Regions from separate parts of the Homo sapiens genome. Here region 1 is linked to region 2. Evidence: read pairs that join two places in POLR2A ChIA-PET (ENCODE). Cell type or tissue: Panc1. All regions are shown on one strand. Links, peaks and the distances in the headings refer to the core of each region. The heading gives the core; the rest is flanking DNA.

The links. Peaks named below come from ENCODE experiments on the same cell type or tissue, not always from the same donor. Only the 100,000 strongest peaks of a DNase experiment are listed, where the experiment ranks them.
Region 1: POLR2A ChIA-PET joins it to region 2 with 15 read pairs; 2 of 35 experiments call an interaction of 5 or more read pairs at or near these places.

Annotation. Positions count from the first base shown.
Region 1 is chr2:45,521,858-45,524,664 of GRCh38, reverse strand. The region is part of intron 14 of SRBD1 (S1 RNA binding domain 1); the gene reads left to right. Among named protein-coding and RNA genes, the nearest start is that of SRBD1, 88 kb to the left of the region's middle. In Panc1, for the core only: no CTCF peak of the experiment used is centred there; no DNase peak of the experiment used is centred there.
Region 2 is chr2:46,115,756-46,118,562 of GRCh38, reverse strand. The region is part of intron 11 of PRKCE (protein kinase C epsilon); the gene reads right to left. Among named protein-coding and RNA genes, the nearest start is that of EPAS1, 180 kb to the left of the region's middle. RefSeq lists an enhancer at 426-1,625. In Panc1, for the core only: no CTCF peak of the experiment used is centred there; a DNase peak (open chromatin) is centred at 1,025.

The sequences.
Region 1 (2,807 bases), core at 234-2,733, 590 kb after region 2:
CTTTCCACTTATTTAGATCTTCCTTAATTTCTTTCAACAATGTTCTGTAGCTTTCAGAGTATAAGTTCGATACTTCTTTTGTTAACTTTATTCCTAAATATTTTGTTGTTCTTGATGCTGTTGTAAATGGAATTTTCTTATTTCATTTTTTTAATTGTTTCTTGCAAGGATGTAGAAATAGTCGGTTTTTATAATTGATATTTTATCTTGCAAACTTGTTGAACATGTTTATTAGTGCTAACAGTTTTTAGTGGATTTCTTAGGATTTTCTATATGCAAAATAATGTTATCTGTGAATAGAGATCATCTTCTTCCTTTCTACTATGGGTATTTGTCTTTTATTTCTTTTTCTTGCCTAATTACCATAGCTAGAAGCTTCAATGCAGTGTTGAATAGAAGTGGCAAGAGCAGACATTCTCATCTTGTTCCTGTTTTAGGGGAAACATCCAGTCTTTCATCATTAATTGTGTTGTTGACTGTGGGTTTTTCCTACATGCTTTTTACCTGATCAAGGAATTTCCCTTCTAATTCTAGTTTGTTGAGTATTTCTATCATGAAAAGATACTCCCTTCTGTCAAACTCCTTTTTTTGTTTCTGCGATCATATGAATTTTGTTTTTAATTTTGTTGACATGATTGTATGTACTGTATTAATTGATTTTTGGTTGTTGAATCAGTCTTGCATTTTTGGGATAAATCCCACTTGGTGATGGTGTTGTTGGATTTGGTTTGCTAGTATTTTGTTAAGAATTTTTGCATTCATATTCATAAGAGATATTATTTGGTATTTTTCCTGTGGTGTCTTTTTTTGATTTTGATATTAGGGTAATGTTGGCTTTTTAGAATGAATTAGGAAGTGTTCTCCCCTCCTGTTTTTTGGAAGAGTTTGTGAATTGATATTAATTCTTTTTTTAAATGTTTGGTAGAATTCAGTTTTAAAACCACCTGGATTGTGGGTATTTTTTTTTTAATTACAAATTCAGTATCCTTATTTGTTATTGGTCTATTCAGATTGTCTATTTCTTTTTGAGTCATTTTTGGTAGTTTGTGTCTTTCCAGTAATTTGTCAGTTGCATCTTTGTTATCTAATATATTGGCATACACAGTTGTTCTTATAATAATTTTTAATTCTCTAAGGTCAGTAATAATGTCCCCTGTTCATTTCTAGTTTTAGTAATTTAAGTCTTTCTTTCTTTCTTTTTCTTGGTCAGTCTAGCTAATGGTTTGTCAATTTTGTTAATATGTTCTAAGAACCAACTTTTGAGTTCAACTTTGGAGTTCATTTCTTTATTATTTTTCTCTTCTTTGTTTTATTAAGTTCTGCTGTAATCTTTATTACTTCCTTCCTTCTGCCTACTTTAGGTTTAGTTTGCTTTTTTTTTTTTTTTTTCCAGCGTTTTGGGTGGAAGGTTGGGTTATTGATTTAAGATGTTTCTTCTTTTTTTAATATGGGCATTTATAACTATAGTTCTTAGCTATATCCTTTAGTTTTATTTCTTAAGTTTTGGTATGTTGTGTTTTCATTTTTATTTATCTCAAAGTATATTTTCTAATGTCCTTTTTCATTTCTTTTTTGACTCATTAATTATTCTGTTTCATACACATGTTGAGTATCCTTTATATCACATGCTTGGGACCAGAAGTTTTTTTAAGATTTCAGATTTTAGAATACATCTGACCCTTGAACAATGTGGAGGTTGGGATGTTGACCCCCTCTGTGTAGTCAGAAATTTGTGTATAACTTTTGACTCCCTAAAACTAGTAATAGCTTACTGTTGACTGGAAGCATTATTGATAACATAAACAGTTGATTAACACATGTTCTGTATGTTATACGTCTTGTATTCGATATTGTTACAATAAAGTAAGCCAGAGAAAAGAAAATGTTAAGAAAATTGTAAGAAAGAGAAAATATACTTATTATTGATTGAGTGGAAGTGGATCATCATAAAGGTCTTCATCCTTATCATCTTTATTTGAGTAGGCTGAAGAGAAAAAGGAAGAGGAGGAGTTGGTCTTGGTATCTCAGGGATGGCAGAAATGGAGGAAAATTTTAGTATGATTCAAACCCATGTTGTTCAAGGGTCAACTGTATTTGCATTATATACTTAACAGTTGAGCATCCCTAATCCAAAATGCTCCAGTGAGCTTTCCTTTGAGTATCATGTTTGTGCTCAGATTTTGGGCCAGGCACCATGCATGGCTCATGCCCATAATCCCAGCACTTTGGAAGGCTGAGACAGGAGGATTGCTTGAGCCCAGGAGCTCTAGATTAGCTCTCGCAATATGGTAAACTCCATCTCTACTAAAAATAAAAAAATTAGCCTGGTGTGGTGGTGCATACCTGTAGTCCCAGCTACAGCTACTTGGGAGGCTGAGCTAGGAGGATCACTTGACCCTGGGAGGTCGAGGTTGCAGTGCATGCCACTGCTCTAGCCTGGGCAACAGAATGAGACCCTCTGTCAAAAAAAAAAAATTTCAGATTTTGGAGCATTTTTTTATTTTAGATTTTTGGATTTGGGATGCTCAATCTATACGATATTTTGTTTATCCATTTGTCTGTTGATGTACACTTGGGTGATTTTCACCTACTGGCTATTGTGTATAGTGCTGCTATGAACATTGGTATACATTATCTGTTTGAATCTCTGCTTTCTCCTTTTTTTTTTCTTCTTTCTTTCTTTCTTTCTTTTTTTGGGAGATAGGATGTTGCTCTGTCATCCAGGCTAGAGTGCAGTGGCATGATCATGGCTCACTACAGCCTCAATCTCCCAGGCTCAAGCGATCCTCCCAGCTGAGCCTCCTGAG
Region 2 (2,807 bases), core at 75-2,574:
TCTTTTGTTAGTCCAAGGCTTTCCATGAAGAGTATATTGTGTCTGCATTTTTTGGATAATATTTAACACCTTGCTTCTGATACCAGATCACACTGATTTTTGCAGCCAATGCAGTGTTTTCACAGCCACCAGTAGCTATTTTCTTTTTCAAACCTTTGGAAAAGCTGTGAAAACCTCCTTTACCAATTTGAGATCATTGTAGAACAGTGACAAGCTCTTTGGCCAACTTTGGGTAGTTTCTTTCTCCACCGTGTCCCACAGCTACCCAAGTGCCAACTCTTCTGAGTGTAGAATTTCAGGTAGGTTTCCTCCTGGTGATGGTTCCCATGCTCAAGTTAAACAATGATGTCGTCATTCTAAACAACCTCAAAGGAGTCTCTCCAGTTGATAATTCCACGAAACTGTCCTCTAAGCTTTTCCTCTAGAGTTGCCTGGTTCTGACCATTTATTCTTCAATTATCCATGCTATTGGTCAACATTTTTTCTTATTGTTCACATTAATCCCCTTGTTTTATGTAATTCAGCATCATGATTTCATGGACTATTAGAGCTAGGGTAGATCTTAGAGGTGAACAAATGCCATTTTGAAGTGTTTTACAGGATTGAGGATTAGAAATGTTTTTCTAGTCTTGGAGTTACCTCAGATGACCCCACTCTTTAAATACAGGTGTACTTTCAAGTCAAAACCTGACATCCTTAGCAACAACCCTGCAACTAGTTGACAAAGATTCAGTGATTACCTACTATGTACCTGGCTCCACATTATGGCAATGTAAGGGATCAGTAATAATAATAAGCAATTACTAAGCCCTTCCTATGTGTTTTCCCAAGTATCACCTCATTTAATATTCACAGTAATCCCGTGAGGTAGATACTATTACTATCCCAGCTTTTAAGTGAGAAAATTGAGGATCAGAAGGTAAAAAGAACTGGCTTAGGACCCACATGTGAAGGGAGGATCCCATCCCAGGAGTGTCTGACTCAAAGGTGAGTAATCACCCAGCTTGGCTGAACTTCTGGCTCCCCAGAAGGTACCATGGGGAGCCCGGAAATCTCTGCCCATGTGATTTCTGGACCTCATGTAGAATTAATTTCAGAATCCATCATTTCAAAGCCAACTCAGAAAAATCAGGTTTTTCCTTTACAGGCTTACATTATTTTGGATACAAAATGATTTTCAGAAATCAGATCTACTCCCAAAGCAGGATTATTAGCCACAAAAGAGACTATGTAGTCAAATAAAAACCTAGAGAGGCATGTAGATGTATTCAATGTAAAAGCAGTATTTTTGCCCTGAGAATGAAGTCTCCCAAAAGGACAGTTAAAGGAGAGGACAATACTCATTTGAATGTGTAAACTCTGGTATGTTGGTTTAAAAAAGTCAGTCTATTTCCTTATGGCAAAGGACAGAAACTCCCACCCCTCTGGTGCCCTCACTTGCTTTTGGGAAGAGCTCAGTGGCAGATTCTCCAGTACTTTTGATAGTCAATTGTTCTCTTCACTTTCCTTGAAACATCAGATTTGATTCTGAGCTATTAAAACTAAAATCCTCTGTGTCATGTTCCTTCTTCTGTGAAATTTGACCAATAATTTTCTTGACTGCTGGCTTCCCTTCAAACAATAGCAAGAGAAACCACCCTGCAATTCTTTAGATTCTCCAAGTGAAATGCCTGCTCTCCGGTTTTTTTTCCCCTCCCAGACCTAACCGCTGCAGTACACTCTCAGTGCTACTCTTTCTCCTTTCCCTCATTTCAGTATAGGATGCTTTTACTCCTCCTATTTCTCTAGCCAGACCTTCAAGGGGCTTTTTTTTTCTCCGAACAGGCATCCTTCTCAGGAACAGCACCATGTGTGATGACTGAATTAGCGTCTCTGGCCAGCCACAGAGGAGGGTGGGGACAGATGTATAAACCATGAACTTGGCTAACAAGCAAATGAAGGCTACACAGACCAAATCCCATCAATCCAAGGACCCACTTGATTTCAGTTAAGGGCGGACAGTAGAGGTGGGGAGCACATACTCACGGTAACCCAGCCTTCTGATTTCCTCATTGATTCAAAGTGTCAACAGTGACCTCAGCAGTTTCTCCAATCTCCTTTCACATTTTTCTTAATCATCTAATTATTTGAAACTAGGATGAAAGCAACCAGGTCACAGTTACCAAATTGCTTATTACTGGTCACAGGGATGTTTACTTTAGAATCCTGTATATTGCAGTGTCAAGGCAGCTCATGCCCATCTGTGCACACTGTTTCCTGGGAAGTTCTAGAAAGCAACTCTCACGTGACATTCTCCAACATAGAGGAGTGTGGTCATCTCTCTGAAGTTGGCTTCCCTTGGACACAGCCCTAAGCTGGGTACCTTGGAGGATCCAAGAGAAGGTGAGGTCATGGTCTCTGATCTCCAAGGGCTAGCTAGCAATTTGGTTGGGGAGACAAGACTAATAAAAACGAAACATTTCGAGACTAAGCAAGCATTACATCTGTACCCACACTCCAAAATCCCATAAGCCACTGGGAAAATGATCATTCACCTTATGGAGAAACCTCACCCCAATCCTCCTGCCCTGTAACATTATAAAGCAAGTCCTTTCCTCTGTAACTTTAGGCCCTTGGTTGACACAGGCATCTAAAAGTAAGGAAATTTGTATGTCTTATATCAAAAAGAAAATCAAAGATGAAGAGTCATATACAAAGAGAAAACAGAAGGCAAAGGGTGGGGTCACTCTCTCTCAGCCGAGTTCCCCGGGGTACCTGGTACCCTCTGTGATGGGGTGCTAATTACAAACGGGGAAAGCAGCCTGTGT